2 separate regions of the Mus musculus genome follow, and region 1 is linked to region 2. Evidence: chromatin loops called from intact Hi-C (ENCODE). Cell type or tissue: gastrocnemius. All regions are shown on one strand. Links, peaks and the distances in the headings refer to the core of each region. The heading gives the core; the rest is flanking DNA.

Region 1 (5,384 bases), core at 248-5,247, 59 kb before region 2:
TTCAGACCTTAGAATTAAACATTGAGCCTTGATCAGTGTGGGGAGCCGCCCTCACATTCGCTGTTGCAAGATGGCGCTGACATCCTGTGTTCTAAGTGGTAAACAAATAATCTGCGCATGTGTCAAGGGTAGTTCTCCACTCCATGTGCTCTGCCTTCCCTGTGACGACAACTCGGCCGATGGGCTGCAGCCAATCAGGGAGTGACACGTCCTGTAGTCTCCCCTCCCCCAGCCTGAAACCTGCTTGCTCGGGGTGGAGCTTCCTGCTCATTCGTTCTGCCACGCCCACTGCTGGAACCTGAGGAGCCACACACATGCACCTTTCTACTGGACCCGAGATTATTCGGCGGGAATCGGGTCCCCTCCCCCTTCCTTCATAACTAGTGTCCCAACAATAAAATTTGAGCTTTGATCAGAATGAATTTGTCTTAGCTCCGTTTCTTTTTTCGCCCCGACTAGATTCCTCTCTTACAGCTCGAGTGGCCTTCTCAGTCGAACCGTTCACGTTGCGAGCTGCTGGCGGCCACAGCAACGTCCTAGGCGGAGGATAATTCTCCTTAAAAGGGACGGGGTTTCGCCATTCTCTCTCTTGCTCTCTTGCTCTCTTGCTCTCTTGCTCTCTTGCTCTCTTGCTCTCTTGCTCTCTTGCTCTCTGGCTCCTGAAGATGTAAGCAATAAAGCTTTGCCGCAGAAGATTCCGGTTTGTTGCGTTCTTCCTGGCCGGTCGCGAGAACGCGTGTAAGAGATCAGAGAACTTTGTCTTGGCTCGTTATTTCTCTTACCGTCCTTCCCATCCATCCCCAGCTTTCCTTTCAGGAGCCCAGTAACCTGTGTCCACTGGAGGCTACAATCAGCCTAAGTTCAGAGAGAACCTGTCTCAAAGACATAAGGTAGAAATAGACAGAGTTGGAGGCTGGGGATGGGGGAGCTACCCAGTTTTTGTTATTTTCACCTTAAATAAACTTTCATTTGACACCATTGTTCCATTCCAAATAACTTAGAAAATAACATCTTTTCATAGTTCAAGAGCCTATACTCTTCAGTATTTCAAATATTCCTTCTAAAGAGTGATGTTTTCAATTTGATAATTCTACTGTGATCTATTTCCATCTAATGTCAGTTTGGCTTCCAACACCTCACCTCATGCACTGCCAGCATGAACCATCCTGGTATTTTAGAATTCAGTCTTCAGAGGTTCAGAGATCATCGTGGTGTGTCTGTAATTCATGTTTATTTTTAGTTATGCAACTTTTCATTAGAAATCCACAAATCTATCTTAGCCCAATTTAGACTCCTGTTCTGTCAGAAACGCTCATATCAGGAATTTCAATGAACATGTTTTGAAAATAATTGAAGGAATTGCTCCTGGGAGGTGTGATGGCAGAAGCAGCTCTCCTTTGTTTCCCTTTTGTAGAATTAAAGGAGTCCCTGTAGGTATCTGATTCATGTCAAGGAACAATAACAGATTGGAGGTTCTTTAATGACAGAGATTATAAGCATGATAAACAAGAGCCTTGTGAAGCAGGATGAAAAAAATATATAAAGAAAAAACCAATTTACAAAAGAAGAGATCTAGGGCTCACATAGCCCCTTCCAGGTCTCAAGAATTTTGTGCAGTCTTCAATGCATATACCACTAAACCCATAGGTTGTGTGAGCATTATTAATGAGTCAACACGTATACATCTATTCACCACAAGCAGAGAACCCGTGACAGACCAAAGCAATGAGGTCACCAAAGTTCAGTGTGATGAGTTACTACTGTTGTCATTCAGAGATTCATCAGTATGACTCAACTTTGCTTATGACTTAAATTTGGTCTGAGTAAATTAGAGGCTTTTTATTTTAGAAGAGACTGGCCAGGACCAAACCAGAGAGAATTTTCTAGGTAAGGCCCTGGCTATTATTAACTCAAGGATTACAAAGGCCAAAACAACAAATTTGTAACATTTCAGGTAGCCAAATTAACTCATATCCTGCCTAGGTACAGGCAAGACGTGATTTTGTAACAGACAACCTGCCTCAGCCACCCACGCAAGCATTTCATACAAAAGCAGAACTTAGCGAGCCTGCTTAATCCTGTGACTCATTACCTTATAGAAATAGCGAAGCAATGAAATGTTTAGAAACAATCAACAATTATTTTAGAATAGACCAAGTGCACCAGGTGGACTAGGGGTGGGTAGGGGACAGGAACGGAAGTAATCAGGTTGTGAGGAGGATGGAGGGAGAAAGATGAGAGAGATGACTGAAATTGGAGGACAATTGGAGGAAAGGTAGAAACCTACGATCATCTGTTAAGATGATCCTACCAAAGACTCCTAGTAATGGGGGATATGGTAGACTCGTTACTTGGGGCTTTCATGAGTTCTCTGCTTATGGAGAGTAAACATAAGACTTTGTCTCATTAGTCTCACACAACATTTGGGTATAGTGGTAGTATGAATTTAGGATTGCATAAAATCTCTGGGACATGGCAGGGGCTCATCTCCTGTTATGAGGCAAGACTTCAGTGGAGGGATTGGCCTCCAACCCAGACATAAAACCTTGACCTACCATTTTCCCTGCCAACATGATGTCCTGGGGTAAAGGTGGTACAGAAATTGTGAAAGTGGCTAGCCAATCAATAACTGGATCAGCTTGAGATCCATTTCACAAGAGGCAGCTCACCCTTGACATGGCCTGGAGGACCAGAAACCAGAGGACAGATGGCCCAGAGACCTAGCACTGGCACAATAAATAAATAAATAATAAATAAATAAATAAATAAATAAATAAATAAATAAATAATCAAAGTAAAGAAATTATATTCTGCTATATTCATAGACAGGTACCTGGCATAATCATCATCAGAGAAGCTGCATCCAGCAACTGGTACAGATGTATAGATCCATGATCAAACATAAGGTAGAACTGTGAATCCTAGCGAAGAAGGGAAAGAAGGCTTGTAGGAGCCAGAGGGAGTCAAGAATGTCACAAGAAGACCCACAGAATAAACTAACCTGGATTCATCATAGGACCTCACTGAGACTGAACCAACAATTAGGGTGTAACCTCTATGGCTCTAACCTAGGCCCTCTACATATATGTTACAGTGGTATAGATGGTGTTTTGTGGAACTCCTAACAGAGGGAACGGGGACTGTTTTCTGATACTTTTGCCTACATTTGGCATCCTTTACCTCATACTGGGTTGCTTCATCCAGCCTTGATATGAGGAGAGATGCCTAGTCTTATTGGAACTCTATAAGCCTTGTTTGGTTCATAACCCTGGGAGGCTTGCCCTTTCCTTGAAGGAGGAGTGGATACAGGGAAGACCTAAGAGAAGCAGTGGTAAGGGAGGCTACAGTTGAGCTATGACAGACTAATAAAAAAAAATATGTAAAGGAAGAAAGAAGGAAAGAGTGAGAAAGACAGAGAGAGAGACAGAGACAGAGAGAAGAGACAGAGAATAGCCCAACTGTAACAGGAAGTTGTCCATGTTAGTATTCCTGATGACAGGGTACATTTAAGGTAGGAGCAACTTCCTTATGGCTTATGCAAGCTAAAAACAATTTTATTTTTACAAGCCAAACACAGAAAATGTATCCTCTAAACATGATGTTTAGCATCTCAACAGGAGTGCCAATGAGAAATTTCTTACAGGAGCAGAAGACTCAAAAGCAACTGCATCACCAAAAAGCCCACCTGATGAGAACCCATCCCTGAAGCACTTTGCGTGGCTCACAGACAGCTTAACAAGGCTGAGAATCTCCTCCTAGCAATTTGGCAGGTCTGTCTCCTTCCCCAGTGACTGTTTATTGCTTCCTTAACCTCAAAGGATATCTTGTAAACTTCAGCTTTCTCAGACATGTGAAGTTTGTTTACTTGCCAAGTCTCTGGAGCCTCCCCATCCCTTCCATGAAAGGATATTCCAATTGAGAGGAGACTGTTATACAACACCGTTTTAGAGTAGAAGAGAGAGCAAATAAATGGAAGACATCAGATTTCTTCAATTTCCAAATCAATGATCTTTCCTGCTTTGTGTACTATGGTGTTCTCCATGAATGAGCGTAGAACCTAACTCAGGATGGTAAATAAGTCTTCACTTCTTCCTGTGCCATTTACCAAATAATTGTATAAGGCCTTCAACTGTGGAAAGAGGGTAACCTTTTATATCAACTCAACTTAATCAGATCACTTGATTTGATCAATGGGATTTTGACAAGTATAATGGATGCAAAGATTTGGACAATATCCACAGGAGTGGTGTCAGTCTTTTGCAACTGTATAGGTACTATGAAGAACAGTCTACAGCGCACCAAGGGAAATGACAAACACAACTGAACACTCACACACACTCAAGCTGGAGCAGGTGAATATGGAGGGTAAAAGGTCTCAGCCCACTTCTGCATGAAAAAAAAAAAAAAAAAAAAAACATTACCCAAACCCACCAATCCCTGAGCATGAAAGCCACCAATGCCTCACCATGAAAACCCACCAATTCCTGAGCAGAAGATTCCACCAATCCCTGGACGTGCTTCAAGCTCGGGACTTGAAATCTTGCCAGTCCTTATTCTTGAAATCACCATTCTAGAAAAAATCCTCCACTGCAAAAAAAAAAAAAAAAAACCTATATAAACCTGCATCTTACCCAATTTCCTGCTGCTTCTCACCCAACCAGAGACAACCATCTTCTTGGGGTTCTCCCAATAAATCCTTTGTGTGAGGTTTGTTGTGCAGCGTTACCTTGTGGTATTCCTTGGCTCATGGCTTCCAGTGCACCTTCCCCCTCAGAGCTATAAAACTTCCATCTGAGAAAGCTTCCATTCAGAGCTCTGATGCCTCCACTGGGGAAGAGTTTTCTCACAGAGCTATAAAGCCTCTGTTGGGGAAGATTTTCCCCTAGTAGCTATAACACTTCCAGAACCTTCTAGCTGAAACCCTTGACTTGGCCATTCACACTCATTCAACACCTCTGGGAAAGCAAAAGCTACTGAGTTTGGAGATTGGTGTCTATGCAAAAATATTAACCAAAATGAATAAGTAAATAATAAAATGGGATGACATGGAATTTTCACACTTTATAGAAACTGACACAGGGGTTGGAGGTGTGGCTTAGTGGCAGAGCACTTGCCTGAATGTGTGATGCTCTGTGTTCAATCCCTAGCACCACAAAAAAAAAAAAAAAAAAAGTAAGAAAGAAAGAAAAGAAAGGAAAAAAGTGAAAAGAAAGAAAAGGAAATAAAATTAAAACAAATTACTTTTAAAAATATTTTGACTGTGTGTATCCTTTATTTTCATAGTCATATGTTTATGTATTACCTGTTTTTATAAAATACAGGCTAGAAACCAAATGCCAAGTGGGACTCAGAATCCAAAGGAAGATATGTGAAATCAGAGGAAG
Region 2 (5,384 bases), core at 84-5,083:
AAACACCCTTGGAAGGAGTTACAGAGACAAAGTTTGGAGCTGAGATGAAAGGATGGTCCATGTAGAGACTTCCATATCCAGGGATCCACCCCATAATCAGCATCCAAACGCTGACACCATTGCATACACTAGCAAGATTTTATCGAAAGGACCCAGATGTAGCTGTCTCTTGTGAGACTATGCCGGGGCCTAGCAAACACAGAAGTGGATGCTCACAGTCAGCTAATGGATGGATCACAGGGCTCCCAATGGAGGAGCTAGAGAAAGTAGCCAAGGAGCTAAAAGGCTCTGCAACCCTATAGGCGGAACAACATTATGAACTAACCAGTACCCCAGAGCTCTTGACTCTAGCTGCATATGTATCAAAAGATGGCCTAGTCGGCCATCACTGGAAAGAGAGGCCCATTGGACACGCAAACTTTATATGCCCCAGTACAGGGGAACGCCAGGGCCAAAAAGGGGGAGTGGGTGGGTAGGGGATTGGGGGTGGGTGGGTATGGGGGACTTTTGGTATAGCATTGGAAATGTAAATGAGCTAAATACCTAATAAAAAATGAAAAAAAAAAAAAAAGAATGAAGCCATTGCATAAAAAGAACCAAAGAGATTTTGTCTTCAAGCTTTCCAAATCCCTAAAGGGATGCCTTTAAAACCATGCTCTTCATTTTAAAATGCAATTCTTTTCATGATAAGAGGAAATATAACTGCTGATTGCATATGTTTCACATTAGTAATTCACAAGTAACATCTCTTGAGGATTTTTAATCAAGGAACATTAATTCATTAGCTCAGTCAGTGAAATAGGGTCTGACACATACCTATTTCCCTTAGCTCAAGATTCACAGTGGCATTGCCTTGGGATTAATCCCTGCTAGGTTCCCCAGTCTCCTCTGTATCGCAGACTTCTGCCAATACAAGAGGGGAGGTTCCCCCAAGATGAGAGGTTTCCTACTGTGTCTATATACAAGAGAATAAGAAACTCCCTACACATCAATGGTCTGGCACAAAGATGCACTTATAGCTGTATTGCTTTGTAATTAGGAGGACTATAAATGGTTTTGGAATTACCATGAAAATGGGGGAGGGAAACTTGGCATAAGAGATGGTCACGAAGTCAGCTTAAAGGATCCCTTAATGTTTTTATAGTTGAGAAATCAAATTTCGTTGGGGACCTTGGTTTACTTTCCCACAAGAATACAGGAAGCACGATGCAGACAAAGTACATTGAAAACAGAGAGTTATTACTTAACAAAGAGGCACTCCAGTTCATAAGAAGGCTGAGTTCAGGCTCCTTCATAAACATTGAATTCCTTACTACACATAGTCTTACCAGCTTTGGGAACTGCTGTTTAACATGCCTCGCGAGCCTCAGATGAATCAAACCTACATTGTGTTTATCTAGTCTAAGGAGAAGAGGCATTGATGAAAATAAGCGAGAAGGCCCTCCTCCCCAAAGGGAAAAATTAGAGAAAATTAGCTGTGCTGAGACTATGAGGATTCCTAATCGGTTTAAATGTATTTTATCTGAAAAGGCGTCAGTCAAGAAAATTCATTTTGATTACCCTGATGAATAAATGACAAAGTTAATATAAATCAATCATCTCCTAGCCTCCCGAATTTTCTATGAAGTCAACAAAATCTTTATTCATGGAAATGCAGAAAAATCACTTGTTGCCATTCATGGAAAAAGATTATAACAATTTCCTAAATAGCTAGATTTCTAATTGTTAACTTTATTAATGTTATTGCACATTGTTCTTTATTATTCCAAAAGCATGTTATTTCTCATCTCTTTTTTTATTTTTATGTATTTTTTTAATTTGGGAGGATTACAATAAAATTATACTATTTACCCCTTCCCTTTTTTCCCTCCAACTCCTCTCATGTATCACTGCCCCACACTCTCACTAAAAGTCATGGTCTCTTTTTCTTTGTTGTTATGTATGTGGATATGGATGTATCTGTATGTGTGTGTACCACATACATACTCATGTATATATGTGTGGTACACACATATGTTTCTAAATATATATAAACCTGTACACTCATTCATATATATATATATGAATATATATATATGAATATATACTATACACACATAAAGATTTAGGAATATACACACACACACACACACACACACACACACACACACAACCTGTTCAATCCAAATAACACTACTTGCATGTGTATGCTTTCAGAACAGCATTGAATTTCAGGATGCCACTAATCACCACAGTAACACTCGGACTCACTAGTCTGTTAATGGTGTGAATGAATCAGAAAGCAATAGAAGAATAGTTGTTATCCTTTCCAATCACAATGAGCATCCTCAAAAACGTGGCGAAATTTATGCTTATTTCCAAGTGGGTTGTTGAGGCAAGGATCCTGCCAAGTGTTTCTTAGACATTAATGATCCTTGCTAAAATATGGATCAGTGCTCATTCTAACAGAGATTCTTGCTGCCTTGTTCAAATTTACCAGGTCGGAGGTAGGCCCTGGAATTGACATTTTAAATAAGAGCACCAGGTGCACATTGGGAAAATTTGCTTTGCATGACATGCTCAGAAAAAGTGATGCTGACTTGGAAAACTGAGACAAACACATCTACTAGATGGATGGTTAACAAGATCTGTTTACAATGTAACAAAGAGTTGTAAGGCCTGCAACTCCAAGAGTGCTAGGAGAGATCACAGAGGAAACTTCAATAGACAAAGGCAGGGACGTTCTGAAAAGGACTCCACAGCTCTGTAAATAACACAAAGGGTGGACACATAGGATAACATGAAATTAAGAAGTTTCTGCACAGCAAAGGAAATAATACAATGAAGAGACAGGCTATACAGAAGGGAAGAAAACTCCTCACTAACAACCCATCTGACATGGCTTGATATCTAGAACACATTTAAAAACTAAAATCTAATTAAATACTGAAAGCAAAACAACCCAATCAATAAATGGCATAACATGGAGAAAAAAAATGCTGGTAAGGATGAAATTCTCATATACCCCTGGTAGGAGTGTAATTACTGCAGCCACTCATAGTGTGGAGAGTGGAAGTTCCTCACAAAACTAAAGCTAGAACTACCATATGAACCAGCTCTGGCATTCCTGGGTGTATATCCATATACATGTCCTACTACAAGGATATGAGCACATCCAAGTTCTCTGCTGTGCTGTTCACATTAGCCAAGTGGAACCAGCTAAGATGTCTGCCATGACAAGAGTGAGTAAAATAAATGTGATAATGTGTGTGTGTGTGTGTGTGTGTGTGTGTGTGTGTGTGTGTGTGTGTATGCGTGTGCACACAATCTAGCTTTATTCAGCTACAAATCAAAATCAAATTGCTTTTTTGCTAGAAAACGGGTGACACTGGGTACTGTAATATTAAGAAAAATAAGCCTGGCTCAGAAGACAAGTATCTATTTCTTCTCATTTGTTGAGCCTAGATTTTTTTTCCATTTATTTATTTATTTATTTACATCCTAAACAGTGCCTTGTTCCCAGTCCTTCCCTCTCAGAGCCTCTCCCCCATCCTCTATTCCCCATCCCCTTCTTCTCTGAGAGGGTGCCCGTGCCCACCCCCACCCCCAATATCCCCTGAACCTGTTGTATCAAGTCTATTAGGCACATCCTCTCCCACTGAGGCCGGACAATGCAGCCCTGTTGGGGAACAGAAACCATAATCGAGCTAGAGCTTTAGGGAAAACCTCCACTCCAGCTATTAGGGGACCCACATGAAAACCAAGCTGCACATCTGCTACATATGTGCCGAGGGCTAAAGCCTGTGTGTGTTCTTTGGTTTGTGGCTCAATCTCTGAAAGTCCCAAGTGTCCAGGCAAGTTGACTCTGTTCATCTTCCTGTGGAATTCCTTATCCTCCTCTGGGCCTTCAATCCTTCCCCTAACTCTTCCCTAAGAGTCCCCGTCATCTGTTTCAGTCAGCTGCTGGATAGAGCTTCTCAGAGACAGTTATGCTAGATCCTAGAATGTGTGTGGGGGTGGGGGGTGGGGGTGCGTGTGTGTGACAGCACATGATGGCAGAAGGGGGAAGAAAATAGATGGAAGAAGGAAGATGGAAAAAAAGAACATGGGGTGGTATGGTAAAAATACTTAGCCTGAGAAGCAACCATCAAAATTGGAATGAGCATCTTCCCTGAACACCCAGCCCCATATATTGTGCCAGAAGTCATCGTCTTCCCTGTATGAAACTGAAATCACACAGACCTAGGCTTAGCGGGCATTTGGACAAGATTCAGGTCCACCCTATGAAAATATCATAGCCAAGATATTCATGCAACAAATCATTTGAAACCAAATAGACAGGAAATGAATGAAATAAATAGAAAAAGCCTGAGCCTATGGGAAGCTTAGAGTTCTGATAAGTCAGCAAGGAGTGGTGGGCAGGGGAGCAGTAGGGAGGAGTGGCTTGGCTGCTGTGTCAGTTGGTCATTCTTTGCAACTGCCCCTGACAGGCATTCCGGTCCACTGAGCATGCCCTGTTGTGTGACTGACCTCACCAAATAGAACTATCAAGACCACCTAAAAGCTTTACCAACATCAGGCCAGGAAAGTGGCCACCAATACATACACCATTCTTAAACTCATGGGTCAATAGACCCAAGAATGGGAAAAGTGGCTCCTTTCATCTGTAACAGTCGTTTGAGTCCTACTTTCTAATCTCTTCCTCCTCAGACATACTGGTCTCCTGCAAAGAGACAATAGTCCGGTGAGATGCAGCCATCTTGGTTAACAGGAGCTCAGAGGCAAAGAAAATGTGATGGTGGTAGAATCCAGTATCATCCACCCGAACAGCAAACCCATCACAAGAAGCTCCTGGGTCACCCCGCCAAGCAAGGAAAGAAGGATTTTCATTTAAGGAACCTTATGTGAGAGAGTTGTCATCTTGGTACACTGACTTTTTAGCTGAACTGCTTCGGATACTTAGGTGCTGCCTCTTATAAAGCCTGTAACAGCCAAGACAACTCCCAGAATGGAAGAATACGGAGGTAAGGATGTCTGAGTCTTGAGGAGTGAGCACTCTGATACACGCTGACCTGTGGGGGTTTTGCATGATTGTATACATCAAAGTTGGTCTGAAATGGTTTTGATGAGGTCAGATTGTTTCCCTCTATTTATCATTATGGAAAAATAAATAAAAATAAAATGTTGATTGTGAAGGGCCAGTGACAGATTGGAAGCCCAGAGATAGTTGTATTTAATCTACTTGAAGGAAAGGGTAGCTATATACCAGAAATGTTGGTTCTTATTTAATTTTGAATATTCTAAAATCTTTGGACAATGTCTTCTTCCAATTTTAAATATCATTTTTGCTTTGCCAAAAATTCTCCATTAACAGGATATGTCCTTGGCTCACAGGCTCATGGAAA

The links. A loop is a pair of places that touch in the nucleus more often than their neighbours do. Peaks named below come from ENCODE experiments on the same cell type or tissue, not always from the same donor. Only the 100,000 strongest peaks of a DNase experiment are listed, where the experiment ranks them.
Region 1: it touches region 2 in a loop (7-fold over the local background); 4 of 42 quality-filtered maps call a loop at or near these places.

The regions. Positions count from the first base shown.
Region 1 is chr15:4,834,747-4,840,130 of GRCm38, forward strand. No RefSeq gene overlaps it. Among named protein-coding and RNA genes, the nearest start is that of Mroh2b, 61 kb to the right of the region's middle. In gastrocnemius, for the core only: no CTCF peak of the experiment used is centred there; no DNase peak of the experiment used is centred there.
Region 2 is chr15:4,894,200-4,899,583 of GRCm38, forward strand. Mroh2b (maestro heat-like repeat family member 2B) reads left to right here and starts at 4,538. Exons shown (of 42, transcript NM_001166066.1): 1 at 4,538-5,003. The coding sequence starts at 4,988. In gastrocnemius, for the core only: no CTCF peak of the experiment used is centred there; no DNase peak of the experiment used is centred there.